Linked DNA regions of Homo sapiens: regions 1 and 3 are each linked to region 2. A link is an interaction called in ENCODE POLR2A ChIA-PET data of the cell type or tissue named here. Cell type or tissue: MCF 10A. All regions are shown on one strand. Links, peaks and the distances in the headings refer to the core of each region. The heading gives the core; the rest is flanking DNA.

The links. ChIA-PET counts read pairs that join two places held together with the same protein. Peaks named below come from ENCODE experiments on the same cell type or tissue, not always from the same donor. Only the 100,000 strongest peaks of a DNase experiment are listed, where the experiment ranks them.
Region 1: POLR2A ChIA-PET joins it to region 2 with 22 read pairs; 2 of 35 experiments call an interaction of 5 or more read pairs at or near these places.
Region 3: POLR2A ChIA-PET joins it to region 2 with 13 read pairs; 2 of 35 experiments call an interaction of 5 or more read pairs at or near these places.

The regions. Positions count from the first base shown.
Region 1 is chr4:165,575,782-165,586,243 of GRCh38, reverse strand. No RefSeq gene overlaps it. Among named protein-coding and RNA genes, the nearest start is that of LINC01179, 100 kb to the left of the region's middle. In MCF 10A, for the core only: no CTCF peak of the experiment used is centred there; a DNase peak (open chromatin) is centred at 5,713.
Region 2 is chr4:165,624,598-165,635,059 of GRCh38, reverse strand. No RefSeq gene overlaps it. Among named protein-coding and RNA genes, the nearest start is that of LINC01179, 55 kb to the left of the region's middle. In MCF 10A, for the core only: no CTCF peak of the experiment used is centred there; no DNase peak of the experiment used is centred there.
Region 3 is chr4:165,679,062-165,689,523 of GRCh38, reverse strand. It overlaps LINC01179 (long intergenic non-protein coding RNA 1179), which reads right to left and starts at 4,885. Exons shown (of 6, transcript NR_121676.1): 1 at 4,771-4,885; 2 at 3,658-3,740. In MCF 10A, for the core only: no CTCF peak of the experiment used is centred there; DNase peaks (open chromatin) are centred at 4,843 and 5,133.

The DNA of each region.
Region 1 (10,462 bases), core at 2,653-7,652, 50 kb after region 2:
GAAATGAAAGAATTGATGTAGCCTAAGGAGCCAAGGTGAAGAACTAGAACATAGAGACTATAAAAGATAATGAGAGCACACGGTAGAGTGCCAGATAGGACAAAATAGAATTTCACCACCCAGCTGGGAGGAGAAAAAGCCCTTCTTGGATAGGGAAAGATGCTGGGGAGGAGCTAGAAAGGATTGAGACATTAGTACAGAGCCTGTTCCCTTCCTCCAATTCAGGATTAAAATTTCAAAGAATAGATAGAGACTCTTAAATGGGTTTGTGAATCTCATATCAGAAGATTTGAGAGGAAATTGCCCTACATCAATTACCAAGATAGGGTTGGGCCCACAAAGGGGAGGATGGAGACACTAAGAAAAAGTCCTGGTTGCTCCTCCATTTGGACAGAGTTACCTACAGAACATATCATCATTATCATCACCATCATCATCATCATCATCATCATCTTGCTCTGTCTTGTCTTCCTCTGCCTTGCTCTGAAATGTTGGTTATTTCAGGGAAATCACTTGTTCTGGTCTCATTTTTCTATGAAAATGTACTTCACCTAGAGCAATTGTTCCAGTTTCTCTCCAGCTCCTCCTTATTCTCCTCCATGGTAAGAAGTGTGGCTTATTTGACTGAAGAGCTTGAGAGATGGACAAAGCTCTGTACTTCTGGCTTTTCTCTCCAGAAACTCTGCCTATGGACCAACTTATGTGATCTGTGGAAGTGGTGGAGGAGAGAGATGTATGTGCATATGAATATTCTCCCAGGCTTAAGAGCCAGAATCAAGCTCATCATTATCATAATGATAATTAGCATTTTGCTTACAGTGAATCATTTAAGATTTGACGTTGCTATCTCTTAGGGTGTCTTCATATTCAGAAACAATGTAGTTTTGTAAATGTACATATGGTCAAACACTATTGCTTGTTCATGAGGACTATTGCATTTTGGATTGTATTGGATTGTATTGTCTAGTGAGTGAATGCTTAATGATACCATACAATTAATGGCAAATCAAATGTATCTAATAAAAGCTGAGTGCTCTGTTGTGTTTACTTGGCAGCACACAGTGGCAGAAACCACATAAAACAAGTGAACAAGCAGTTTGTAACTTTGGTTTTGTTGCCAGATTTTACTACCATCAGCACTTTTTCAAATACATTTTTGAAAACATAGATTGTATACTATTGCTAGTTTTCTATACAGTCAGAAGCACCTACTGTTTCTGAATTAAAATCTGGCAGGTAAGAAATTTCAAAATTTACAGTTATTTGTACCAAAGATCTTCAGAGACATAGGATGCTGTAAATTACAAATGCTTACAAAACCATTTTTGCTTGTTCTGGGAGACAACAGCCTGCTGTGGTATTCTTAATTTGTTTGTCAAGACACAATTAAGGAGATATATACCATCTTGATATTTCCAACTGAGAATAGCCGAGGAAACTGCAGACAGATGGCCCAGGTGCAGCACCCCAAAGAGCTGTATATGGTGCTTTGCAATTAAGGAAAATATTACCTCATGGAGTACCATTTGGAGCTGTGTTTTTCAATAAGTCAAAAGGTTTAAATATGTTTGCTCTAGCACACATTTCAATGTGAAGATTCTCTGTCTTGCACTGAAGTCATGTAATTTAAGCTGCAGGGTTCCTCGAAACAGATATTTCACAAAAGCAATAGGGATGTCTGACTGATTTCCCATTTTTCACAGCAGAAAGATCCAAGAAACCTAGTTTCTGTGATGGTGTTTTTCCTGGCATCTGTAGTTGACAATGATAGTAAAAATGAAACTCAGAGAGCCTCCAATCCAAGTTCAAAGATTCATGATTGATAGTGTTTTCTAACTATCACTGTAGGATACTATGTGTAGAATATATATGTTTTAGCCCCATTTTGGAAGGAGTGGAGTTAGAAAGTTTAATTTAATTCTTTTTTTTTTCTATTATACTTTAAGTTCTACGGTACATGTGCACAACGTGCAGGTTTGTTACATATGTATACATGTGCCATGTTGGTGTGCTGCACCCATTAACTCGTCATTTACATTAGGTATATCTCCTAATGCTATCCCTCCCCCTTCCCCCACCCCACGACAGGCCCCAGTATGTGATGTTCCCCTTCCTGTGTCCAAGTGTTCTCATTGTTCAATTCCCACCTATGAGTGAGAACATGCGGTGTTTGGTTTTTGGTCCTTGCAATAGTTTGCTGAGAATGATGGTTTCCAGCTTCTTTAAGGCAAGGGCAATACCCAAATCCCAAACTCTTGATATCTAAGGCTCAACTCACATTGGTTGTGCAAAGTGCAATGGAAATATTAAGGTTACATAATTAATTTGGTCTTTGTAGGCAACTAATAATTTTGTTTTTTGCTCATTCAGTCTATTTAACACACCTTATGTTAAATTAATTGAGTGTTAAAGGCTATATCTACACAATAAAAAGCCACTGTACTTAAACCTTAATAATAAAAAACTAAAACATAGAGAAATTTGATTGATTCATGATCTTAAGATGTTTACCTTAATTTTCTATGAATTAATTCAATTAATTATTAATTAAAATAATTTCCATTAATTTGGTCTCCGTGTTAAAATGTTGGGGTAAACAACTGCTTTTCTTTTTCCTTTATACTTTGTGACTCATAGTGTCAACAATATATTAAGTCACAGCACGGAGCTAGAGATCTGTAGTTATATCCTTATTTGTGCTTTGTGTTGACCGGGTGACTCCCTCCTTTCTCAGTCTCATGTCACCTTGCTCTTCTTTGTTATTCTTCTCCTGCTTCTCTGAATATTATTTCTCAAGAGACCAGTTTCTGAACCACACCACTTGTATTCAAATCCTGCTTCTGCCACTTCATGTGCTTCCATTTCCCTACCTATAGTTCATGCTTGCTGTGAGGATTAAAGAGGCCCATGACTGTAAAGGACTGGCAAACATACCTGGCACATGGTAAGTGTTCAGTATGTTAGCAACTTTCATCACAGTCTATATCATCATCATCAAGTTGCTGCTCTGCGTTCTTTTCCTTTGCCCTCCTTTCAAATGTAGGCTATTGGAAGACTATTGATTCTGGCCTCATGTTTCCATGTGAAGGCACTTCACTTAGAGCAACGCTTCTAGTTTCTCTCCCCAGGGAGGGAAGAGTGGTTTATTTCATTGGCAAGCTTGGAAGAGAGAACCTCTTTTTTTCTAAATGGCATGTATGCCAACAGCTTATGCTCTGATTCACTCTCCCTCTAAGCCAGGGGCAAATAAATATGTCTAATTACTGGGTAAAAGGCTAATATTATCTTTTAGCCTCAGAAATAGAGCCATTTTCAAGTCATTTTAGAAGTTCAAAAAGGAAAAAAAAAGAAATACAGCCATGTTTTCCATTTAGCTTTACCAGTAGAAAAAGTAATGTTTCCAACTTTGTCTGACTCTTGTGTCTAGTTCCACACTGGTTACAAACTTTGCAGGGAAAGAGGAGTGTTTTACACTGACTTTCTAGGGCCTCAGCATTCACGTGTACCGCAATACTATCCTTGCTTCTGCATACGCAATCTGCCTCCTCAAATTCCCTCTCTCATTCAATGACACACTTGCATATCCACTTCTAGGGCAGACCTGTCCTGGTATCTCAAACACTGTCCAAAACTGAACGGATATCTTTGTTCCAACTATGATCCTCTTTATTTCCAGCCTCAGTGACTTTGCTGTTCATCTTGTCTCCGAAGCCAAAACCCAAGAGTTTTCCTTGATATATTTCTTTTGCTCAACTCACATGTTCAGTTCTAGCTCCCTTTTATGCCCTGTATTCTTCCTGTTCTTCTCCATTTACCTTTCTGTGTCCTTATTTGTGGTCTCTCCTCAGAGCTCAGGCCTAACAACCTCCTGTACTTTTGCCCTACCACCAGCTTTTCCCCGTCTTCTCATTCTCCAACTGCTATTGGGGTTATCTTTCTAAAACAACAACAACAAAAACCAGTGTCACATCCCTTGTGGGTAAAGTCTGATCTCCTCAGAGTAGCAGCTTCCATTATTTGTGCCCTGTCTAACTCTCCATCCTGATCCTCATGACCAGTCTCCTCCACTACTAGCATGCCCTATGTCTTGGCCACACTACACTCTTACGAGAGTGCTGAGATTCATTCAAGGGGCTTATCTGGAGGTTGAAGCAGAAAAAATAATTTATGTGATCAAGAAAAAATTAATTTTACCATGACTAAAAATTCCATCTTACCTAATGTGAATAAAAACCTTTGAGTACTTCAAATACACATTCAAATAATCTGAATAATTTAAAAGTAACCGTGGCTAAATCAAATGAGCCTGTTGAGCAATACTTTCCTTTGTAGCACATCAATATTAACTTCTCTATTGTCTGTGAAAAGAAGTCCAACGGATCACCTCTCCAGTCTCATGTCACACAATCTTCAATGTGGGGCTCGCTTGGCTCAAAACAATGGCTTGGGCCTCGGATGTTGTATGGCTGTTCCTGTCCCATGAAAGCTTCACCCTCATTGTCCTCTTAACCTGCTGGTCTCAAGTCAGACATCACTTCCTTCAAAGAGCCTTTTCTGACTCTTCCATCCCCCAACACGTCTCCCCACACACTCTACTGGGCTCTATGAGGACATTTCCTGAACCTTCTTTCCCTTGCCTCTTTACCTCACCTGGATGCTCCTTCCAGGCTCATTTAGTCAGGCACTATGTTGTGTTGAGCAGTAAATATCTATTACTTATCATCAGGCTGACCTGTAGTAGGTGTTTAGTAACTGCTTATTAAATAATGGATAAAGTGCTTATGTTATACCACACTTCATTATACAAAAGATAGAAGAATAAGATTGGATAAAGTAAAATGGTACTTTTACAAAGTAAATGGCATTGACTTTTAGAAGCTTATGACATACAGCGAGGAACAAAATTAAGTGGGAAAGATCAGTTATTTTAATGGTTTTTTTCTTAGAAAAATAAATGTCCTTTGGGTATATACCCAGCAATGGGATGGCTGGGTCATGTACCCTATCACTTAAAGTATAATAAAAAAAAAAAGGCAACAATCATTTTTCAAAATACATTTTAATGCAGCAAAAAATTGAACAGTTACATGTATTAATTATAGAGAATTCAAAGGAAAGTCAATTCTTGTGTTTTCGACAGTTCTAAAATTGTTTATTGCCTTTAAGACTCCCAAGCAAGAAAAACTGACCATCCCCTTCCACACTTGTATTTCTCATTTCCTTAATTAAATGTGAGCTGCACAAGCTTGTTAAAGCTAGTTTATGTGCAGTGGGTTTGCATTACATTAACTTGGACAATAGCCGTTAATAATTTTTCCTGTGCTCTTAAAATTTCACTGTTACAAATACCCATAAATAATGTCACCCTGTTTTGGAACAAGAGTTTGTGAAACACGTCATCTTGAAGCTAATCATAGCTCAGGCTGCTGTCACTAATTCCAGGCTTCACTTCTTAACAGCTTGATAAAGCCCTGGCTGTGAGTCTACCTCTGGTTCAGCACATGATTAGGGCAATGTCATTGATTTTATCCACACGAAAAAGTCAGCTTTGAGTCATTTCACTTTTTGAACAGAACATCGTGAGCACTTTCCACCAAAACTTAATTAGTCATATTTTTAATCATTGCCTTGTTTCAACATGCACAGCAGACTGTTCTAGGAAAAACAGTAGGTTAGTCAGATGGCTAATAAAACTCCAGGGGTAAATTGCTGCATTTACTTCTTGCTGCTTGGGCATTACAGTCAGACGTTCCTGGGTCTTCAGACATGACTCAGAGGCTGCAAATGTCCAGGCACATTCATAGACAACTCACCAAGGACCATTGAGACACACACACACACACACACACACACACACACACAAACTTATGGGCTCTAAATGAGCTTTAAGAATTGGGGGAAATCAGTTGCAAAGCCGTTATAACTGATGTCAGCATGATTGCCTTGTGCTGGTTGTGAGTCAGGGAAAAGAAGACCTGCCATATCTACCAAATGTGTGGCCCCTTGAGGTTTGTGCCTGGACTCGCAACCATCACTTTACGGTAATTCATCATGTCTATTTAAGAGTACTAAACATAACCAACTCAGAAAGTGGAAGTCCAAACAACACCTAAATGTTGCTGACCAATAATTTTTTCTTTATAAGCATGTCTCCAATTTGTCAGGGTTGACAGTTGATTTTTTGTCTTCTCACAGCTTCAGTAAAGGCAGCATATCTTTTACAAGATATGTGATGAGATAGTAAAGAAAGAAGAAAATGGGAAGATTCTGAATATTTATTAAACTAACACAATCTGTAAGTTGAAAATGCATATATAGAGCTTATGACAATAATCTCCTTCAAGAAAACTATCGTAGAGCCTAGTAGGCAAACTATTGTATGACAAACAGGTCCTTTGTTATTTAGTAATAACAGTGTTTCTCAAATGTCTCCAAATGTCTGACTTAAATGGTACTGACTTAAATGAGTCTGGAGAGAGCACACTAGCAAGGTAAAAAAGAAACTAAAAGAGAGTGTATCAAGTGTCCTAACAGAGGTAAGTAAAAGGTGCTATGGGAGTTATGGTTAAGAGACAGATAAGTTAGTAAAGGCTATTTAAAGGAAATGGTGTCTAACTCGACTACAAGATAAAGAGGACTGTAAGGGTGAAAATGTCAGGAAAAAGGCCCATGCCATGCCTAGAGCCTAAAAGACTGTGTTTTGAGCCTGATATGCCCAAGTTTCTCAAATAGGGTTGAAAAATGTCCACTAATTATAATGGTCAATTATATAGCAGAGGGAACAGTATGTATAACTGTTATAATTTGGATTTAGTCTGAATGTTCATGGCTAAAATTAACTGCCGGCCAGCCACGGTGGCTCACGCCTATAATCCCAGCATTTTGGGAGGCCGAGGCGGACGGATCACTTGAGGTCAAGAGTTTGAGAGCAGCCTAGCCAACATGGTAAAACCCCACTTCTACTAAAAAAATACAAAAAATTAGCCAGAAGTGGTGGTAGGCACCTGTAATCCCAGCCACTCGGGAGGCTGAGGCAGGAGAATCGCTTGAAACCCGGGAGGTGGAGGTTGCAGTGAGCCAAGATCACATCACTCCAGCCTGGGCGACAGAGTGAAACTGTGTCTTAAAAAAATAAATAAAATAAAGTCAACTGCCATCTACACCCACTCTGGAGCCTTGTTTTGGCATTATCCTGATGCACATCCCCCCGGGCTCCATTGGAGAAATGCGTCTTTTTAATTCTTTGGTGTGTTACATCCCACTGGACAGCAAATAAGGAAACCTTGGTTAAACTGAAATTCAGTTTCTAAAGCAATGCATTATTGGCAGGCTCCAGGATATTGCCTTCCTCTGCCCACCCCCAACCCCCACCCACATGCACAAGATTTTCCAATTTTCCAAAATCCAGTCATTCTAAAGTTTTGCAAAATACTAAACATTTTTTAAATCCTCCATCTTAAGATAAGATCTTGTATAAGTGCTTTTTTCTTTGACATAACTATAAATTGGCATTAGAGAACTAGACGTCTATCTCATTTCTGTCTAACTTTTCAACTAACATTGAAGCACAGTCCCTTTACGGCAGATCTATAATTGCTTATAATTTGATGTATTTGTCTCTCTTCTGTTAGACCATCAGCTCAGTCTTTATATTTCTCATGCACAATAAAATTGCTTACAAACAACAAGCAATAAATGAATTATTGTTGATTGAAAAGACATATGAGATAACCATAATAGGTTTTATTCAGAGCCTAAAGTTGGAAACCGGCTTTCTAGCCAGAAAGGACAGAAAAGCACTGAGAAAAACAGATATCTTTACACCTTCGTTTTGAATCTTGGCATAAAAAGAAAATGGTTCTTAAAGCAAAAGGATGCCAGACTATTTCAAATATTTTAACATTAGACCCCAAAGCAAAACTAAGAAGATTTGTAATGGGGCATAAAGAATCCTGCCAGTGATGCAAACACTATTAAAATTACATCGTAAAAGCGAAAAGTTTGGACATCTGTATTACCTAAGCAAAGATTATTTATGCCAAGAAAATTACAGTATGTTTCTAATAAATACATTTCAGAGTTGCGTGTATGTTTGTGTGAGTATGTGTGATTAGCATTGCTACTTTAAATATATACCTATGTTTCATGAAGACAGAAATCACTATTAAGCTTGAATTAAAAAGTAGCCTGCTAATAACAATCAAAACTTGCATTTATGAGAGAGCTTACAACATACCTGGTAGTATTCTAAAGCTTTACATTTATTAACTCAATGTGCTATAAAAACTGTATGAATTAAGTACCTTTCAAATCTTTACCAATGAAGAAACAAAAGTATAGGAGATGAGGTAGCTTGCTCAAGTCGCACAGCGAATGTGTAACTCAGTGAGAATCTCACCTAGCCGATCTGAGTCCAGTGTTCTCACCCAACCTCTATGTTATAATGCCCTAAAAGAAAAAGAAGTGATTTTTGAGAAAAAGAGTGATTTTTGAAATCAATAGTTTTTAAGTTATCTGTATTATTATGTAATAATTTTGCAGCATTTTAATAGATGGTTGGATGGATGGTGTAATGTTTGATTAATAAGGAGATATATGGGAGAAAATATTGTAAATATGTCCATTTATTTCATTTAAAATAGTTTAAATTGAAATTTAATTTTAAAATTAAACTTAGTAAGATATTTTTTAAAAGAAACCAATTTGGAAAGAAATTTTTCTTTTTTTATATTTTGATATTTAGCAAAACAATAAATAACTATAATTTGAATAATGTTGTAAGAAAACAAGACAATTCTGAGCTGCCTTCTCCTTTCCTACCTCTGAGACCACTCAGGTGACCACCTGAAAATCATTTAATTGTTCTGTTTTTGCACTATTTCTATGTTTCTGATGCTATTTTATTATCTTTTCTATTCCTGACATCATCTACTGATTTTCTACCATGTAAAACACATCTCATGATTTGTGAGCTTTCAATATTGCTATTGAGAAGTTCAATAACATTCTGACTTCTGAGGTTTCATATTTTTCTTTTCTGTATCTCTCTCTCTCTCTCTCTCTCTCTCTCAATCTCTCTCTCTCTCTCTCCCTTGTTCTATGAAAGCTTTTTACAACATTCTTTTTTCCCCAGGATTTTAAAACTTTACGAAGATGTCACCCTGTGTGGGTCTTTTTGAAACGGCACTCCACAGACCATTTCAAAATGAAAAACATGTTCTTCAGTTCTAGGAAGTTTTCTTATAGTATTTCTTTGATAATTTCCTCCTTTCCATTGTGTTCATTCTTTCATTTGAAAGTGCTCCCATTTAAACATTCAGCCTTATAGGCTCATTCTCTAATACTCTTATCTTCCTCCTCCTGTTTTTCAACTCCTTGCCTTTATAGTCTACATTATAGAAGATTTTCTCAATTTTTGCTTTCAGACTTTCTATTCATTGCATTGATGAATGCAATATCTTCTTTTATCGCTTTAAAAATCACTTTTTTTTTTGCTTTCACTTTTAGTTTCATTCTGCTACTTGCATTATCTTTCTTTTTCTTAAGGCTCATCTTTCTGATTGTTCTGATTCCCAGCTTTCCAATAAGAGCCTCTCCTCAGATTCCTGGTGTCATTGACTATTCACAATTTACATTTCATAGTGAGATGCTAAAACTCAATTGGAAGCTCTTTGGCTTGTCAATAAGTAGGTTTCACTAAAGTGTTATCAGATTAAAATCTCACTCTTGGTAGGGACTCCGAAATATCAGTATCATCAAGTCCTTTTCCTTACGTTAATCTAACTCTCCAGAGAAATATTACCCCATCTCCTGCCTAAGGGATGGGATTGGAGTGGGTAAAGGGCTGGTAGGTGGCTCTACCTATTGTTTCTCTAATTCTTTTCTTTTTTTTTCCTGCTGGTCCGGTCCACACTCAGAATTGTCCTCAGCTGTGTCTAGCGTCTCCTCATTCTAGACCCTGTCTTACTCATTATTTTTCTGGAAAATAAATCTCCATTCTCCCGCCAGATAAATATATGTGTATGTGGAAAGGTCAGGGGGCAAGTGGAGGTTAGTTGGGAGTGATCATTGCTGGTTGTGCCAGATACTGGGGAAATTTTTCAGGTTTAGATCTCGTGTACCCCATAGATGTATGCACCTACTATGTACCCACAAAAATTAAAAAGTATTTTTAAAAACCCAGATTTACATGTTCTTTATACAGACTCTTAATCTTCTCATTTTCCTTCTTACCGGTCAAACTCATGCTTTCAGAGGAATCTGGTCCCTGAAATTCCAGAGCTTTTTCTGGGGTCCTGATAGGTAAATCATTCTGTTTCTTGTTGGCTTCCCCAAGCCATTTACCACACAACTTTCTTGGAGGAGGCAGGGCGAATACAGCACACACACAGAAAATTATGGATATAGGAACTATTATTTTTTAAAAAAATAAACATGTACCTGCCTCTCAGCCTAATAAACA
Region 2 (10,462 bases), core at 1,791-6,790:
TTTCCAATCAGCAGTTGCCAAAACCATTGCACCCAGAATCAGCTGCCAACAATAGCTGCCATTTCAATGGAAATTTTAAATAAGTGGGATCAACATACTAAAGCATTTCCTCAAATAATTGTAACAGGAGATGACTAATTGCCACATGACTTTACCAGTATGATCCTGAAGACAAAGCACAATCAAAGCAATGGCTACCAAGAGGTGAAAATGGTCCTGTCCAGCCAAAAACAGATCAATCAGGAGCAAAGATAATGGCAACAGCTTTTCAGATACTCAAGGTATTTTGCTTATTGACTTTCCAGAGAGCCAAAAGACAATAACATTTGCTTATTATGAAAGTGTTTTGAGAAAGTTAGTCAAAGCTTTAGCAAAAAAATACCCAGGAAACTTCACCAGGAGTCTTTCTCCACCATGACACTGTTCCTGCTCATTCCCTCATCACACCAAGACAATGTGATGAGAGTTCTGATGACAAATCTTTAAGCATCCACCTTACAATCCTAATTTGGCTTGGCTCCTTCTACCTTTGTTTTCTTAAAACATCTGTAAAAGGTGCCCATTTTTTTTAGTTAATAATATGTGTGTGTGTATATATACACACATATATAAAATATACGTACATGTATATATATGATATACGTGTGTGTGTGTGTATATATATATATATATAAAAAATTTGGTTTATTTAGAAAGCCTTGTCTTTGAGCTCTGAAGTTCTTTCTTCTATCTGTTTATTCTTTTGCTAAGACTTCCCAGTGTATTTTGCATTTCTCTAAGTGTGTCCTTCATTTCCAGAAGTTGTGATTATTTTTCATTTATGCTATCTATTTCTATGAGAGTTCTGACAAGAAATCATTAAGCATCCACCTTACAATCCTGATTTGGTTCTTTCTACCTTTGTTTTCTTTCTTAATTTTAAAATATCTGTAAAAGGTGCCCATTTTTTTCAGTTAATAATAATAATATATTGGGTTATTTAGAAAGCCTGGTCTTTGAGTTCTGAATCTAAATATTGGGTTATTTAGAAAACCTTGTCTTTGAGCTCTGAAATCAGAGCTGTAGACTTTTATATATACATACAAACAAAGGTAGAAGTCATTCATATATGTATATGTATATATATATATATATGACTACATTGACATGGTTAAATTCCCAGGACTCAGTTATTTAGGGATGGAGAAAATGGCTCTTTAACTTGATGAAGCTTATGTTGAGAAACAAAGTTCATATTTTAATTTAATTTAATTTTATTTTATTTTTTAATTCAATTTTCCTTGAATATTTTGAAGCCTCCTCATATAAAATTCAATTTCCTATCATCTCAAGGTTATAGACAAAGGAATTCAAGGTAAAATAATCAAAAGTGTTATGAAAAACTTTCTTAGGTGGGCAGATAAAGGAAAACCTTACTGAGCAGAATATTACAATTTTACAGGAGTTGGCAGATCATATGCTATTTTATAGTTGTTCTTCCTACTTGTCAATATATTCTAATCAGTTTCTTTGGATTTGACCAATAAGTTTAGCCACTTTTTTTCTTTTAAGAGAGAAGAACTAAGAAGGAGTTATAAAGAGATATAACACTGACATAGGCAGAATTATTGCTTCTTCCTGATACATTTATTTTAATTCAAATTCTTTCAACTGTTATTGAAGTTAAATATGTTTCCATATATTTATTGGCCATTATTATTTATGTGTGTGTGTGTTTATATGTGTGTGTGTGAGTGTGTGTGAATTGTCTATCATGAAGTCTTTTTTGATCCCCCACCAAAAGTGATTTAATTTACTTGGAAGTTAAATAGAATTTTTTTTTGTACCTCTTTTGACACTTACTACACTTGACTTACTATTTAAAATATTTTCGTGTTTGTCTTATCTTCAGTGTGTGAATTCTTTGTGGTGTGAAATTATTTCTTTAATCTGCATTCCCTTTTTACCTAAGATAACATAATGTAGCATAAAGTGGAAGCTCATTAAGTATTTCTTGAATTATGCTGAATCATGAGTGGGTAGGGACCTGGTCTCAGATAGCCTCATCTAGTCTTTTCTAAGTCTTTAGGTATTTTTTATTTACTCTGTTTTATGAGTTTAGCAATAGTCCTTGTCCTAAGACAGTATATCGATTAAAGAAAAAATTGTCATATCATTTTTAATTTTTTGATGTTAAGCACAAGTTTATTTCAATATAATACATTATTTTCATTTCTGTCTCTTCATAAATATCTGTGCCCTTGCTATCATCATTTCTCTCTCTCTCTAGATTTGTATTTGTCCTTTATCTACATGTTGATGCTGTCTCTTGTGGCAATGACGGTTGTGTTCACCAACCTGCTTCAAGGGAGGGTCACTGCCAAGCCTTGTCTTCAGCAATTCCAACTTCCTCCAACTGCATACAAAGCCCAAAGGAACCATTAACGAACACAACTAGTTAAATAAAATTATTATATTAGTTTTAATAACATAACAGATAACAGTATTAACCTCAAGCACACAAACTTAAAGTGGAATCAGGTTGCTGACCCTGCCATTATTCTAAGTATATATGAATAAATGTTGTAATCAAGGGAACATGTGACTAAATAAAGCTAAAAATACTATGCTATTAGAAATGGTGAGGTTAGAATCTGTTTGTTTCTCCATGGCTTAACATCATGATGTCTAGAGAATTCAGTTTTGTCATTGCTACTTATAATCCTTTAATACACTGATAATAAAACAGAATGAAATACTGTGCTCGAATGGATATAAACTAGTCCCGTACATCCATGGGTCTGCAACAGCTGAACTTCAGCAGGTAGCAAGCAGACGATATTAACCGGGTTGTGTGAAGTCCTACAAACCCACACAGAGCTGGTTGCCATGGTGGTGGCTAGAACAAAACTAGCAGCCAAAAGCTCCATAGACAGAGAAGGTCAAAGGATGCCAAGTGGTGCAAAAAAAGGCAGCTGAAACAGATCCTTTTCAAGTGGTGAATTGTCTCTGATGATTAGGATCTGGAGTCTGCTATCAGAGATCAGGCAAGCAAATCTCTTGCCAAGAGAATGTAATTTGAACAAGGCCTGTTTCTATTTTTATTACACAAGAGAGCCTGTCATTAAGAAATAATTAGCATTTCTTGCCAGGTGGGCAAATCCATCTCTTTTGATGCAACATAGGTGCTTTAATATTCTAAATGTAGAATATCAGACATGCAGAACCCATCTCTTAAGCCTAGAAGAAACCCAGGGCAGAAATACTTGACTTTCAGAGCAGAAACCTGAAACCCAGAATGTTTATGCATAACTTGTCAGAAATCACAGCTACTAAATAGAAGGATCAGGGCAGTAGCTGCCATAGGTCTTCTAATTGCCTGCCCAGGGCTTTTAGGAGTGTACCTTACCTTGTAAATATACCTTCCTAGAGCCTCTCTGGTAATGGCTATGGGACAAGTTGCCTGGCCCCTGGCTCCCATCATGCCACACCCACACTCACACCTCTACCTCCAAACAATACCCTGACAAGCAAAGCCCCAACCTTTAAAAGACAAAGATTTTGCCATTTGCAAGAAACATAGCTAGCATCTAAGAGTCATCGTGACTCCCCAGTATGTGTAAAAAGTTCTGGCTGCAGCCAGGGAACAACATGATCTGCTACCCTCTAGAAATACCAAGGACTGTGTGTCATGTTCGAGTTTTTGGTGAGTACAAGAGGGCTGTCCTGACAAGCCTCAGTAGCACGAGTGAGCTGCATGTCCCTCAAGTGATCTTTCCCCCAAGAGAGAATGTCAAGAGAAAGTTCATCTGTGGCCAGAAATCACCCAACCCAGATTTTTAGGTGCTCTTTTTGAAAGTCCAAAATATTGTCCTCAAGCTAGACCTAGATTCTAATAACCATACCCCTAAAACAGGGCTCTGAGCAGGCAATTGGCTTTTTCCTTGCTGCTTCAATTTAGGAAACTGACTGAGAGGCTTCCTTTCTCAGAGATTTGAAAATTGTCACTACCCTTTGATGCCTGAGATATATTAGAGGCAGCTGATACACATCCCCTTCAAGTGGTGGATGTTCCCTGATGATAGGAATCTGGATGCTGCTATCAGAGATCTTGAACTGTCTGTCTAAAATACTGTGTCTAATCAGTAGTCCTGAAATTATTCATTCATCAAGTACTAAAAGAAGGCACACTTGGCATAACTTTCTGCTGATGCTAAGCACTGTGCAGACACCAGAATCCAGGCAGGACAGAGAGCTTACCATCTCCTTCTAGTCATAGATATAAGGATAGTTAGCAAAGCACTTTGAAGGTTTTATACAAATTTGTTTTAGGTAGAGGCCTGAGGAAGTCAACATTTAGGAATAATTAATATATTGTATTCTGATCTAAGAGAAATATTCTGACAATCTAAGAAACACAATATAATGATCCATCCTTATGTACATTCTTGCCAAACACAAAAAAACTGTCAATATTCATCAAAATAGAATTTTTAATTTTTTTTGCTTTTTTTTAAATTGAGCAATTATCAATTTTTTAAAGACCATACGGGTCAGTACTAGTTCAATGGAAACAAGCGTGAGCAACAGGTAAGTGAAGAGATAAAAATTATAAATGAATGAAAAAGCAAACCCTCAGATCAGGCATCCTTTACCTAATAAAGGTTCAAATGGCAGGGACAGACTGGCACTGACAAATGACAATGCTGAAATTACCAACAGTCCTCTTTGAAAACCAAACCTATGGCTTTGAACACTGTACATTACATTAGCAATAAAGATTTCTAAATATTTTTTCAAATATCAACATAAGAAAATGTTGACATGATATCAAACTGTAGTAATGAATAAAACATAGTATACATGAACTGTACAAATAGTCTTGTCTACTTTGATAATTGTGTTGAAAACATTCAGGTAGTCCAACATAGATATAAGAAGCAGCTAAAATTCCCACTGGGTAACTCTTTTTATTGTATTTATTTTAATACAGGAAAAGGCTACAAATGCCTGCTTCTAATTCTCCCTAAAATTAAAAATTTATGTGAAGATTCAGCAAAAAAATAGATAGAAAGGAAAATATGTGTACGTGATTTCTTTAGAAACAAATTCTGATCTAATTTTAGAGATCTGGGGTGTGTATTACTTTAGGAAATGTTTGTTTTTAATATTTACACTTTGTAATTTTTTTCCCCAATCACTAGGATCCTTTAAGTATGTTAGGATAAATGTTTATTTAGCAGATACCTAGAGTACTAAAAGTCTAGAGCACTCCAAAAGATTCTCAGTTATCTTTTGATTGATTTAATTTGTAATTACTGTAGTGGGTTGAATAATGTCTCCCCAAAACTTCTGTCTATTGAGAACTTCAGAAAGTAAGCTTATTTGGAAATAGGGTCTTTGCAGATGTAATTAGTTAAGGATTAACATGAGATAATACTAAATTAGAGTGGGCCCCAAGTCCGATGAAGTGTCTTTATAAGAAACAGAAAAAGGACACACAGACAGATCAAGAAGGCCATATGAGGAGGGAGGAAGAGATTGGAGTTATGCTGCCACAAGCCAAAGAACACTAGTAGCCACCAAGAGCTGCAAGAAACAAAGAAGGACTCTTCCCTACAGCTTTCAAAGGGAAAGTGGCTTTCTGGCTTCCAGAACTGAGAGAGAATAAGTTCCTATTGTTTTAAGCCATGGTTATTGCAATTTCTTATGGCAGCCATAGGAAATAAATGCAATGGGCATAATCCATTCCAGTGTCAAAGTCTTTCTTTGATGTAAGTTTAGCCTGTAAGCCGACAAATCTGTTCCCTTTACTATTAGATCTCAATTTAACACATTACTGAATTGGTTGTAAATAATGTGTAACAGTGGTGCTCAAGAATTAATTCTTTTTCCAAAGGTCCTTAAGTTGAGGAAAAGTTAGTTCACTAATAAGATGTATCCTAGATCTTGTTACTTACTGCTATTCTTCATGTTTCCTCCTCTTTAAATACTTTTAAAGTTAATTTTAAAGTTATTTTAAAACTAAAGCTCAAAATTAATTTGCCCAAAATGGCAGGCTTAATGAATTAATATTTTTCAAAATACTATGTTTGTTAATCTCAACTTAGCCTTTACATTTTACAAGATGCAATAATCAAATTTTTTTATGTAAATGATATTTCATCTCTTGAAAACTATCAAAGAATAAAGAGCAAGCTCTACACTTGCCATAGGCAAGGTGATCTCAACTGTCACTTTACAGGTTGTACTTGAGGGGGACTTTATTTAATCCCTCCTAATATTTCCTGTGGTGTGTAAAATGACTCATTCAGGCTTTGCCATTCCAGCGTTCTTTTCTTGCCCAAGAACCCGTAAAGGCTGGCTTTCCAACTGGGCTTCCTCCAGGCCTCTTGCCCCGTCAGAGTGTCAAGGCCAGCAGGAGTTCAGTATCACTTACCCTATATTGGATCTTGTTCCTACCAACTGTATTATTCTTTTATTATTATTTTAGGTTGTCACCTAAAGGGCATGTCACTCTTATAGGTAATTCAATGGTTCTAAGCCGCAGTTGCAGGAGCCTTTACGAGAATATCTCTTTAAAAATCACAGGGCTGGTTGGCCGGGCGCAGTGGCTCACGCCTGTAATCCCAGCACTTTAGGAGGCCAAGGCGGGCAGATCACGAGGTCAGGAGTTCGAGACCAGCCTGACCACCATGGTGAAACCCCGTCTCTACTAAAAATACAAAAATTAGCCGGGCGTGGTGGTGTGTGCCTGTAATCCCAGCTACTCAGGAGGCTGAGGCAGGAGAATCGCTTGAAGCTGGGAGACGGAGGTTGCAGTGAGCCGAAATTGTGCCACTGCACTCCAGCCTAGGTGACAGAGTGAGGCTCCATCTCAAAAAAAAAAAAAAAAAAACATAGGGCTGGTTATAATTTCCTGCCTACAAAAGTCACCAGGCCAGATTACAGGTCCTATGAAAATAAAATCAAAGCAATACTCCTTACCAATCATGTATTAGAATACTTGAAGTCAGACAAATGCTTTGTTCTTTAAAACGGAGATATGTCTAAGTTTTGAGAAGGCACTCATATCATTAGTCTCACATGATGATCTAAAACAGGGAGCTTCTCAGTCATGATTTCTTCAATCTTCTGAGGACATAAAGTGTGATACTCCTTCCAGAGGGGTAGGGTTTCTTCTCAGTTAGCCTCTAAATTCAGGTGGATGAGATCAAATGAATGTGTTGACATGGGCAAGGCCAAGGAAATCCTTAAAAAAAAATAGCAGCCCCTGCCTTGGGCTCCTGAAACATGCAGTGCAGAACAAAAACGAAAGCACAGGACGCCATGCAGAACGAGTGCTCTCTTCCGTACTACAATCATATCTCCCAGAATCTAAGGATCCATTTTATAAGTAAGAACAACAGTTGGTTCCTGTCCCATAATATGTCAAAGTATGTGGCTGGAAAGATGAAATATCAGCAGAATTAAATGGTACCCCGTGGGTTCCTGATAACTAGCATAAAATATATTTGAATCACTTGATTTTCCTTCTTCTGTGACTGGTTAGCAATGTAAATTATAACTACATTTTAGGATGTTTATGAGCTCTACTTTATACTGAGTAGAAGTTTGAACTATAACCAAACTCCTTAACGTGGTGTTTAAGATCTTTCATAATTTGACGACTTCTTACAGCTTTAATTCTTTCCCAGCTCCTCCCCTTGACTCTTGGCTCCAGCAAATCTGAAGCTCTTTCATATTAGGAAGAGCTGTGCTAAGTGTAAGGTTACAGCAGCTGGCCAAACACCATTCTTGCCTTCAAGAAATTAACAAGACTTATAAGTACAGTAACAGTCCCTATACAGGAGCACAGGACACCTAATCTAGTCTTGGAGTAGTAGAAGGCTTTCTAGGGAAAATATCTGTAGCAACATCTGAACAATAACCAAGGGTTAGGCGATTGAGGTTGTGTGGACAAGTATTCTTTACAGAGAAAACAGCCTGTACAAATTCTTGGCCGTCAGAAGTTCCTTATAAACATCACAAACATTCTTTAGTTTATCCACAGTTTAATTTGTCCATGGTTTCTAAGTGCCAGTTATCGTGGGTGAATTTAAAGTGAGCTGTCAATATGAGTGTTCTCCCCTGTATGTTCTCTTAAGTTTGATCAGTTTCCTATGCTCAAACCAGTTCTACAAAAATGAGAAACACACCTACAGATGTAAGACCGGAATGTTGTAGGTACTATTTTGTGAATTGCTATGCCCCAAGTACAGTATTCTTCCCTAAACAATAATGCCTGGCCCCATGTGGCTCTGTTAATTGTTTTATTTCACTCACTTTTCAAATTGTTCTCACTCTTCATTAGATTGAAAGCCTGCGATCTCCATAAATGACAAGTCCTGAAAGCAAACTTAGCTTTGAGCAGCTGTTTCTCTTCTGTAACTTTTTATATTTCATACAGTTCAGCTTCATTGGTCTCCCTGACAATATCCCCATTCAAAATACAGAAGTAAAGCAGAAACAATGTTATCAACCACACGTGCTAAAACCATGATGTTTCTCCACCTCCATATTGGCCTGACCCTTCTCATTTGTCATACCTTGGCCTCGTCTCAACTTCCTCTAGACATCCCCTATGCTATTGGAAAAATATGTTGGAGGAGAACATGGCAAAATACGGCCCTTCTTTGGCTAAATATACATGTGTAATACACATATATGTTCAGAAACTAAGTAGGCAGAACTAATTTCACATATACCACAGTGGCACCATATCTGGTCTCCATAAATGTCAGTTATGCAGAAGAATGAGCTTGGAGTTGGTCCAGAGACTAGAAACTCTTGTATGTTCAATTCTTGGCATTTTCTTTTGACTTGCAACATTATGTTTCACAAACATTTTATCCTTTGTGGCATTCAATTGTCCTCCTCTCTTAAGTGGCAATAATGGCTTCCTGGTGTCCATTCTCACGTTGTGTCTACTTCCCAATTTCTGTGTACAGTTTACACTGATTTTGATACGTGTTCAATTTAGAGAGAGGAAGGAAATATACGTACATGAGGAAAAAGCACAGCTCTTTCTGGTTTGTAAAACTACTTGATTAAAATCAGGATATGAGGTACATATTATATTGTCCATGTAAGCCCATTTTGATTGCCAAAATCTGATGCTGAAATATGCCCACATATTTACCCATCACTCGTGGCATTTACCATATACTCCAAAAGATAAAATACCGTGTTATAATGCTAGAAGTTTTGCTAGGAAGTATCTACATTCTTCAGTTTAAATTTTAAAATAAATTTCCTCTGCTAAGAATAAAGATACAAAAACATAAATCAGTAGACTTTTTTTAGTTCCAACAGTAAATAAATTCTGATTTTAATTACCTTCATTTGATGCCTGTTTTTTTAAAAAGAAAAAAACAATAAAATTAAAACAAAAATCTGTGGCAATGCTTTTCTTCAGAAGAGCTCAAAGAAATCTATAAATACTCCTTCAACCATTTCTGGTATTCTAATTTAAAATGTTCCATCATGCAAGACTTACAAACAATTGTTTCTTACAAAATTACTTCCCGTACAAAGTTTAGTATCAGCTCTTATAAGTCATTTCCTATGATTTCTGAATCATTTGGTGAATAGTTATGCATCTGTGCATAACTGAATGACCTAAATCACTTTAACTTCTGATTCAACATGCCCCTATTTCATTTTTATATTTAGTTCTATTTTCTTCCCAAGTTTCAATGTCAACATAGAGCAAGGATATTCATAAAAAGTCTTTAAACTACGGCTTTATTGTTTACTTCCTCAAATAAATTTTGCATCTTTTCTTCTGCTAAATTTCTGGTTTTTTGTCTTCTAAGCCATCTTAAACCTGCAGAGGAATCTCAAGATAGGTTGACTAGTTTGACCTCCTAACAAATGTAGGGATACCTTTTAAAATTCCTTGGCAGGTAATCCAGACTATGAACAGTTCCAGAACAGAGAACTCACTAAATCACAATCAAGCCAATTTCTTATATTCCAAAATCAAGACATATGTGCAATTCCCTATGCCTAATGAGAACAACCTACTCCAGGTCTCTGCATGGCTTGGTCTCTAGATACATTCAATTATTGGCTTACATGTCACATTGTCAGAGAGACTTGCCAATTATTCTCTATTCTCTTACCCGTCTTTATTTTTCTTTATAATACTATTACCTGACATTATACTCTAGGTCCACTAATCATTATCATATTAATTATATCATGTCATAGTGTATCATATTATTGGCCAATTACTAAAGGCCACAGAGAATATAAGCTGAAGCTCTAAGAGAGCAGGAACTGAGTTCTGTCATCATTGTATCCCCAGCCCCCAGAAATGCCTGGTATATAGGGAATACCAGGAATATTTGCTGACTGATGGAATGTTGAGCTGAAAGGGGCAACCCTATAACTTTCATCCACTGATCCAAGTTCTGCTTTTTTAGAATCACATAAGAGT
Region 3 (10,462 bases), core at 2,804-7,803, 53 kb before region 2:
GCTCATAAAATAGCTGTTAACCAATTGAAGAAAAAGAATTGTTTTTGAGTACCAAGAAGTTTCAATGACAAACAAACAAACAAAAGATAATCAAACATTTCTCCCTCATACGCATGCCGCATATAGAGCAAACAAGGATTCTTAATCTGCATTTTAATGATTGTATCCAATTTAAATACCTACTTTCATGCACATACAGTAATACTTTCTCTTTCAGAACATGCCGTGACCTTATGAGATAAAATAATATTTAAAATGTTTATTATGCCTTCTTTCCAAGTATGATATTATCACTAATTCTGAGAATGATTTCATAAACCTTTTGGCTAGAATGTAACTTGTATGTGGTTTTAATATAAGAACTAAAAATTTGAATCTATCTTTAGTCTTCATTTTGGTGACAATACTCTTTTTTTGTTACTTTTTTTTCTCATTATGAAAACAACTGATTTGTCAGATTTTACTGCGTAATTATGAGAACAACATAAAACCTTCTATGGTTTCCTTTCACTATTTGAAAAAGTTCTGTAACACACAACACACTAAGGACAAGGTTCAAATGGCCCACAGGGCTAATAAAATTTGGTTTTTAAACGTTCATCAACCTGTCTCTGACTCAAGCTTTTGCTTTCTGATTATTCTCATAAATTCATCATACTTACATTTCCACTTGTCCCTGTAGCAAAATATTCATATTGCATAAGCAAACTGAAATCTTCTTTATTCTTAGTACTTAAAAAACTATTTTGTATTTAGCATTTGTACTAATATTTTACTATTATTTTAATGTTTTGGTGAACTGTATTTTGAGTCCTTGATCCACGTTGCGAATTTGGAATATATACAGCACTATGATCACAGCAACAACAAAAATAGGATTACCAGTAAGCAAAAACAATAATACAGAAATATGTAAACATAAATTATTTAGACAAATTAATAAGAGCTTGTAGCACATATACAATCCTTGAAAACATAATTATTCAGAACATAAAGACATTTCTGCAAAAAATCATTATTGTTCTTATACTTCAAATTTAAGAAATGTATGTGAGAAAACATTTCAGTCTAAAATGACTAAAACACCTATGAACCACCCATAGATCATCGGGGGCCACAAGTGTTCCATGGACTATGCTTTGAGAAACTGCCCTAGGGGGTTATTGCCCTAGGTTATTGCCAGAGCTTAGGGATGGAGAAGCTCTCAGAACAGTAAGACATCTCATTTCAACAAGGGGATTTGGCTTTCATCTAATTTACATATTGGGCTTCTGAGGAAAATTTTTACTTCAAAAAATGTTTCTGCCGATTTGAAAAAAAGAAACTTTAAGAAGCATAACCACTAAGTTGGTCTAGAAGCAGAAATGTGAAACAATCAAAGACAAGTTATTTGAAGAGAACAATATCATACCAGCAGCTAGAGGCACAGCTAGAATAAGAACCTAAGGTCCCCTAACATAAGACAGTGGTTTTTTCACGGTATCATGTTCTCCTCTTTATACAAAAGGAAGGAAATCAGGATAGGAGCCTCTTAAAGCAAAAAACTATTAAAACTGTGCAAAGAAGGCCTAAAGGAAATGCCTAAAGTAAATAACATGTCCAGTAAAACTTCTGGCATAGGCAAGATAAAGAGAAGAGAAATATACAGAATAATCTTTATGCTACTTCATGCTCTAAGAAAACAAAACAAAACAAATATTAACAAAATTTCTCATGTTATACTGTTTCAGGACTTAAAACCAAAAACGGATCGGCAGATTTTGGCATACCAAATTGATTGTTCAGTAAAATTAGTGGATCTACCATCTCGTCTGCCCAAATTTTTTGCTACTATTGAAGTTCTTTCTGTGGAAGACTTAGAATTCACTTGTCAGAGTTCCATTCTCTGATCATACCATTTCCCAGCCAGAACTACACTAAAAAACAAGCATCAACTGCTGACCTTTCAAATTCATCACTCTTTGAAACTCCAATCACAGAAAAATACTTAGGAAAATGTGCCTCTTTCATCTCTGTGTGGTGGATACTGAGTTCTTCCTACAGAAGCTGGCAACCCCGGTTCCTTTTCTCACTTGTGAGAAATGCTTTGAAAAAACCATGTCCAGCCAAAGTTCTCAGCCTTCTATTTCCTTCTTTACTTAAAATGAGGAAATGATTTGTAGAAAGGGGAAAAAAAACAATAATAGGATTCATTTATTGTCTACTTAGCTGGTCTGAATTATCTCCTAATCCACATCTTTGCTGACTCTAGGAACTCAAGTCCATTCTCAGCACTTGAAAAAGGCACCTATTTTGCAAATTTTTGTTCTTATACCCAACCTGGGAGTTGGTAAAACATAAATGCTAAACTTTCTTCAACATACACTAGATGCCTAGGTTAAAGTTACTATATATATAATAGAGGGCCAAGGAATAGACAAAAATCAACATTCTGTATGTGTGCACACACGTGGGTAAGCTCAAATATATACATTCAAGACTTCGCAATGCTTCATATTATTTGTTTTCACATCAAATTACTTCTGTATGCATAGTTATTTGAGCTAACACTGAAGTGCCTTTGCACTCCCCAAGTAACCACAGATTAGTAAAAGCTAACATTTATCGAGCACTCACCAGGTACCAGTGGTTTTGCTGGGCATTTCATGTGCCTTGTCTCATTTAATCCTCACCTCATATGAGGTGGACACACTTTACAAATGCTCAACCTGGGACTTCATAAGTTAATTTCCTGAGGTCACATAGCCAGTGATGAAAGTACAGAGCCTGTTCAAATGTAGGCCTAACTAGGTAGCTCCTAAACTGGACCACACTCTCTCCATAAAATGTAAGGCTGCTACAAGGATATTACTCATTAAATCGCAGTTTCCCCTCGATGAGGACTCCTGGGAGAGGCCACTGTCAGTTTCAGTACCAAGAATTATTGGGCTTCTCCTGAGCAAATGATTCCTTTTACCCTTATATTGCTTACTAAAAGTGTAAATGAAATTCATGACCCCCTTTCAGCAGGGAAGAACCCTTAAGCATTTACCTAGCAGCATATTCCTAACTTCATGATTTTGTTCCTATTCTCATTCTGTGAGCCCATTTTCTTTATTCATGTAATTTGGTTTTCATTTAATCTTGTCTTATTTTCTGTATCCATATAAGCCATCTTAACGGTTCTCTAGCACTAAAAGGAGATAAATGTACTAAAGAATAAGCAAAACTGGATGATAAGAGTTTAGAAATGTGAAAGATATTCCAGAAAAGACATCACCCTATGGTGAAAAATTGTGTCAGATAACTCGCATGGTGGTTAAATCACAAGTGTCAAAGTGATAACTTATTCCGAGAGACTGACCTATGACATTGCTGATGTGATGCTTTTCTCAGACAGTAGGATTTTGGTTTTTCACTAAAGAGCTTCATCATATCAGCAACAAGTTGGAAATACCGACTTTAACTTTTCTTCTAAAGTTGTCTGGAAAGCATAAAAATAGAGATCGGTGGTGGGGATTTGGGTAGCTGATAAGAGAACATGTTACTGCTACTATTTTCTGATTTTTTTCTTTCAGTTCATAAAACAGATAAATAATGTATGTTTCTTTTTTCTCTTCTAAAACTTTATATTAGAGTGTATTTTTAGCTAGACATGTAGTTGAATACATGCATTACCTTTCTCTTTAAAAAAATTGCAGAAAACCCCAGAATAAAGATGAAAGAAGCTCTATTTTCTTTCCTTTTTCCTTCAGTAGTCCCTGGCAAATGAGAAGAAAGAAGGATTTCTCCTGTGTAAAAACAACTGATGTACTGGTGTATTCAATAAAAATATATATAATCATTTGATATTTTAAATATTCAATATAATATGAACTTACTTTAATTGTCAATATTCATATTACAACAAGACAACACAAATTACCAATGATTACAGGCTTGTCTTCCATATACACCACAGTACTATTATTAAAATCATGACAGGATAATACATCTGTATGAACCAGTACAGAAATAAACTCCATAATTTACCAGATTTTTCCCTCTTTACTATATTTATTATATTTCTAAAAATAGGTGAAATCACAAAATTGTAATGTTCCATCTTTTTGACAATCACAACTAATATCTTCTCTGTAATTTTAATTTATAAAAAATTGGCATTTTAACGTAGTTGAACAATATATTGTGTCCATCACAACAGTGGGGTTTCTCACTCTATATCCCCTATAAAGAACTCATCCTACTTGTGTTAAAGAATATGAAAGTAATTTTTATTTTTTTAATTATAAATTTTTCTGTGGTTGGATTATGACACGCCCATGGAAAACTTTATAGTTAAAACGCATTTACAAGAACAATAAAAGAGTCCTGAGGTGTGCTATCAGCCTTTGGTTCAGTACAGTGCTTTCTTGGGGTAGTTTGTATCTGGATTCTCCACCTTAATTCCCATCAAATTAAATGTTTTAGCTGAGGCTATTTTGAGAAAATGTAAAACAAAGAAAACATGTGTAAGGATTCCCTGACAGTTTAATTATCCAAGTTCTCCCAAATCCTTGAAATGAAAGTTAATTGCCATAGACCTTACCATCATTTCACTTTTTCTATCAGGACTAATCGATCCTAAGATCCCTGTAAAAAGGAGAAAACTTAGACAGCCCAGATTAAATTGGTCCACTGGAGTACATATTGAAGAGACATGTCGAAATTCAGCCTCTTAAAACACACCCTCTTGAAACCCGCTCTGTAGTCATTCATTTCTAAACTCCCCTTTCTTAAAGATTGACTTACTTTCTTTACTGGGGATCTTGGATGAGAAACTTCTCTGGAGAGAATTCAAGTCTGGGCAGTATGGCTGGCATGGGCCTGCGGAGAGATTACTTCAGTGACCACTGAAACAAACACCACCTGTGAGCTAGCACACGGCAGTTGTTTAATGAAGCACAGCATCACATGCAGAGCAATTTCTGATGGGAAATGAAGATCCCACTGGAAATTGCTAGGGGCATTAGACAAGCAAAATGTAATTATCTGAACTGAAATCCAGCTGACATCTCTGACAACAAATACCAGGGGATCTTTAAGGATCAGATGCTCCATTTTAAGTCAGTGCCTCTGGCTTCAGTGTTCTCTGCTCCCGCTTCGTCCCCCCAAGGAGGAGAGAACACCTCACACTGAGTCACCAGCATGTATTTTGTCTGCCAATTCTTTCTGCTAGCAGAGAGGAGGTCGGGCTTACACTAACAGAGTAATTGAGACACGTATCCAAATATTTTAGGCCAAATGAATTTTGATTCTTTCCAAATTAAAAGAATCATATAATATTTATAGAAACTAGAATTCTGCCTTGCCCACTTTCCTATCCCAGACAGAGCCAGTTTCCCTTGCCTTTTTAAAGTAGACACTTGGAGATAGGGTATCTTGGATTGGCCCTCTGTGGTGCCCAATGAAGACGTTCATTTAAATTGCGTCTTTTGTAAATGAAACTTTTAGGAAAGAACTCTTGGACCTTTCAGCCATGGACTTTGTTGTTGTTGTTGTTGTTGTTGTTTTTAAGACAGAAACTAAGTGAACAGATTAAAACCAGGATATGATCTGAGCTGTGCCAATGTTTGGTCTTGGGATTTTAAGTACCTCAAGTGAGATTAGATACTACAGTCACAAAGAAGGGCTTTTTGCCTTAAGAAAAAAAAAATGAAAACTTTGAAAGTTTTCAAGAATATTAAGAATTAGAGCTAGAAAAAATGTCTTTGTTCAATTATCTTTTAATGGTGAAGGCGTAGTTCTTCTAGTATATGTATCATGGATGTTCTCCATTTTAATTTTTAATATTTCAGTTCACATTAGCTGAAGTGCCTTCCCTTGAGAGGATTTTTATAATCTGTCTTAGCTGTTAGAAAATTGTTGCTGGTACTTTACTTAGCTCAATTTTTCCTCTGTTTAGGTTCATGCTATTAGTCTTAATTACATTCTACTGGACTTCTCTAAATAGTTCTTTCCTTTCCTCCTTGATTTATTTACCTCATCATAGGAAAAATACTGTTTACTTCCTGAACAAATGTATCGTTGTCTCTGTCATTATTTTATTTGCTTTGAGTCCTCTCCTCATTGCCCCTTTAAAAAGAGTGAGTTTTGGTCCTGTTTTGTGCCATTATCTGGCATAATGATTAACACCAGTGAACTGGTTTGAATGATGATGTATATAGTTACCATAAGTGTAAAACACTGATGGGGTTGGTAACTTCCTTTAAAAAAAAATTACAATCTCAGATAATGTACATGAGGAACTCACTCTCACCATTACGTAGAAAGGTTGTGAAACTGAATGTAGGGATTGCCTTTTTCACGCTCTACTTCTCCACGTGCTAACATATTCAGTCTTAATTGTGTAATTATTTGTTTAATATCTGCTCTCCTCTTTAGACTGAAGCTTCATGAGAGCAGGGCCACATTTCTCTACTTTTTCTCCGAATCTTTAAAACCCTGCACAGTGACCGTTACATCATAACATGATTAACAAGTATTTGTTGAGCAAAGAAATAAAAGAAGTTGGATCTCAGAAACTCACAGAGCCTTGTGTAGCCTGTCATCTCCTTTATCTTCTCTATATTACTCCAGTCCTTTCACCACCTCTACCTTTTAGTTTGGTTTTATAAGATTATTTGTTCTCTGACTCATATTTATGGAAATATAGCCGATTACCAACAAATACTATTTCTACTTCCCTGAGCTCCTGAAATTAAACACAAAGGAATTTGTGGTTTTGGATTAATATTTGTCAACTATTCAAAATAATGAACTCATCTAAAAAAACCTAGGTCCTCTTAGCAAAATTGACCTTATTTAAGATGATTAAGCCACCCATTCACATTACAGAATTCTAGATTTTATTCTTTGCCAAATTCCAAAAGGCCTTGCACTTACATTTTTATTTTTATTTTTTAGTTAGAGTCTTGCTCTGTCACCCAGCCCAGGGTGCGATTTCAGCTCACTGCAATGTCCGACTCCTAGGTTCAAGTGATTCTCATACCTCAGCCTCTGGAGTAGCTGGGACTACAGGCCTGTACCACCACACCCGGCTAATTTTTTGTATTTCTAGTAGAGATGGGGTTTCACCATGTTGGATAGGATAGTCTTGAACTCCTGACCTCAAGTGATCCAACCACCTCAGCCTTCCAAAGTGTAGGGATTACAGGCATGAGCCACTGCGCCCAGCCATACATTTATCCACCTCTAATAGCACCTCTGAGTCCTTTTCATGACCCTCTACTGCATCCACCCCAACCTGAGAAGTGTGATGTTACTGTCTTGTCTCGGTACCATGTGCCTTCTCTCCTTTCATTGCCAGGATCTTTGAATAGGTACCCTAACTTTTTTAAATATATTTTTTATTTCAATAGCTTTTGAGGTAAAAGTAGTTTTTGATTACAAGGATGAATTGTTTATTGGTGAAGTCGGAGATTTTAGTATGCCCATCACCTGAGTAGTGCACATTGGACCTAATATGTAGTTTTTCATCCGTCACTCCCACTGCCCACTGTCTGAGTCTACAAAGTCCATTATATTGCTCTGTCTGCCTCCACATACCCCTAACTTAGCTCCCACTTATAAGTGAGAACATATGGTATTTGGTTTTCCATTCCTGAGTTACTTCACTTAGAATAATGGCCTCCAGTTCCACCCAAGTTACTGAAAAGGACATTATTTCATTCTTTTTTAATGGCTGAGTAGAATTCCATGTAGTATATATACCTCATTTTCTTCAGCTACTTGTTGGTTGATGGGTACTTAGATTGGTTCCATATCTTTGAAATTGTGCTGCAATAAACAGATGCATGTAGGTGTCTTTTTGATGTAATGACTTATTTCCCTTTGGGTAGATATCCACTAGTGTGGTTGCTGGATTGAATAGTAGATCTACTTTTAGTTCTTTAAGAAATCTCATGCTGTTTTCCATAGAGGTTAAACTAATTTGCATTTCCACCAGCAGTGTATAAGTGTTCCCTTTTCACCACATAACAGGACTAAATTTTAATTGGAAATTTCCCCAGGAATTGCTGCCACCAGCTTATGCCAATCGTATCCATGCTCATGCTCAATATTCTGGTTGCATTCCTAGCTTTCTTCTCTTGGTTAGTGGTATCATGACAGAATTCTCCCAATCACTAAGACTTGAGACTTTAGGATAGTCTTTGGATTAGCCCTCTCCTTCATCCTCTAGGTCCAACTTTCCAAGCCCTTCATTCTTTTTCTGAATAGTTTCTGATCCATTACTTTGTCTTCATTCTTACTGATGGCACCCCAGGCCTGACCTTCATCTGACATCTGGATACTATGTCATGAGAGTTCCCTAAGAGAAGCCTCACAGACTTTAGTCCAATGTCTCTTCATCATATACAATGCATCATTTTCTGCTTCAATTTCTGTTCCTAGCCTTATTTTCCCTTTTCTTTCTCAGCTGCCCCAGGCTGCCCCTTTGAACTCCTTTCCTCCACACTCCTAGCCTCGTGCCCACTCCAGTCATTCTGATGGAATCCTACCTTGGCGCTTGTGGACTTCCTTTTCCCTCTGCCTGGAATGCACATCCCTTCATCTTCTCTAGCTCACTCCTACAACTTTCAGGTTTCTGCTCACTTAATTAAAAAGACCTCTGTCCTGTCCCGTCCTTCATCACTATCCCCTGACACTGCACGTACTACTTGCCTATGACGTAGTTATTTATTTTCTGTTACTCTCTTGCTAGAATGTAAACTCTGTGAAAAATAGATTTTCTTTCTTTTATTTTTCTTTTCCAGAGCATCTCCAGGAACTACAACAGATAGGAGCTCAATAAATATTTGCTGAATGAATAGCTAAATTATGTTTCATTTTTGTTATTCTGTATCATATATAATATCTAAAAATAAATTAGACCGGGCGTGGTGGCTCACGCCTATAATCCCAGCACTTTGGGAGCCAAGGTGGGTGGATCACCTGAGATCAGGAGTTCAAGACCAGCCTGGCCAACATGGTGAAACCTCGTTGCTACAAAAATACAAAAATTAGCCGAGCATAATGGCGGGTTCCTGTAATCCCAGCTACTTGGGAGGCTGATGCGGGAGAATATCTTGAACCCAGAAGGTGGAGGTTGCACTGAGCTGAGATGGCGCCATTGCACTCCAACCTGGGTGACAGAGGAGGCTCCATTTCAAAATAATAGTAATAATAATAATATCAATGATAAATTATAATATTCACATGTTCTCCAGTATTCTGGGATTATCATTTTCTTTCCCTCACTGCAGTAGAAATATGAGTATCAATGGGTATTTTAATAAAATCCAAAAGGTGAAGGAATGTAAGGAGGAAGGAATTACTTGGCCTCTTTTGTGTTGTTTCTTCGTCTTACACGAACCTGCTGCTCCAGGCTTTCCTTCAGTAATGCCTGCCTATCCTATAGGCCACGGCTCCTGGGCATTCTCATTCTCTGAAATCTGCTTCCTCACCAAAGGTGGACTAGCATCATAGATTTCCTTTGCACGAACAAATTAATATGGCACCCAAATTAGCAAATGAATCTTGCTACCATCTCTGTATATTTTGTGTGTGTGTTTTGTTGTTGTTGTTTTAGAGACAGGGTCTTGTTCTCTCCACCACGTTGGAGTGCAGTGAAGCAGCCATGGCACACTATAACCTCAAACTCCAGTGTTCAAGCGATCCTCTTGCCTCAGCCTCCAGAGTAGCTAGGATGACGGTGTAGGCCACCACACCCAGTCACCCGGTTAATTTTTTATTTTTGTAGGGACTGAGTCCTGCTATGTTGTCCAGAGTGGTCTCAAACTCTTGGCCTCAAGTGATCCCCTCACCTTGTCCTCCCAAAATGCTGGGATTACAGGCATGAGCCACCACGCACAGACCCTGTACATTGTTAAAGTCTGGCATTTTTTCTTTCTGCTACAGTAAGTTATTAAAAACTATTAAATCATAATAGTGATTAACATGAATTATTTACTAATTTCCCAACATGCATTCAATCCTCACAATCACTCAATGAAGTCAGTATTGTTATTAAAATCTCCATTAACAGATGAGGAAAATTTGGCCTAGAAATATAACCAACTATCTTAATGTCATGAAACAAGTTTGTGAGTCAGGAATCAAGCCCAGGTCTGTCTGACTCCAAAGCCCACCATCCTTTACCACTTCCAGCATAAAGTACATTAAATCTCCTTTGGAACCAGGTGGAAAAGTGAATGAATGAACAGATGAATGATTAATTGCACCCATTTTTTTTCATCTTATTAATGGTGTTTAATAACCTAATTTCAAACTAACTCAAAGAAGGGCTGGTTTTTGTCCAGGGAGAGCATTCTGCAAATAGGGGCCATTAAGCAGACAGCCTGAAGGACCACCTGCCAAAGATTGAGCAGAGGATGTTTCTGAGCTGCGTGGGAGGCAGAACTCCATAACCTCCAAGGTCTCTTCAAGGTCAAGTGATGCATTC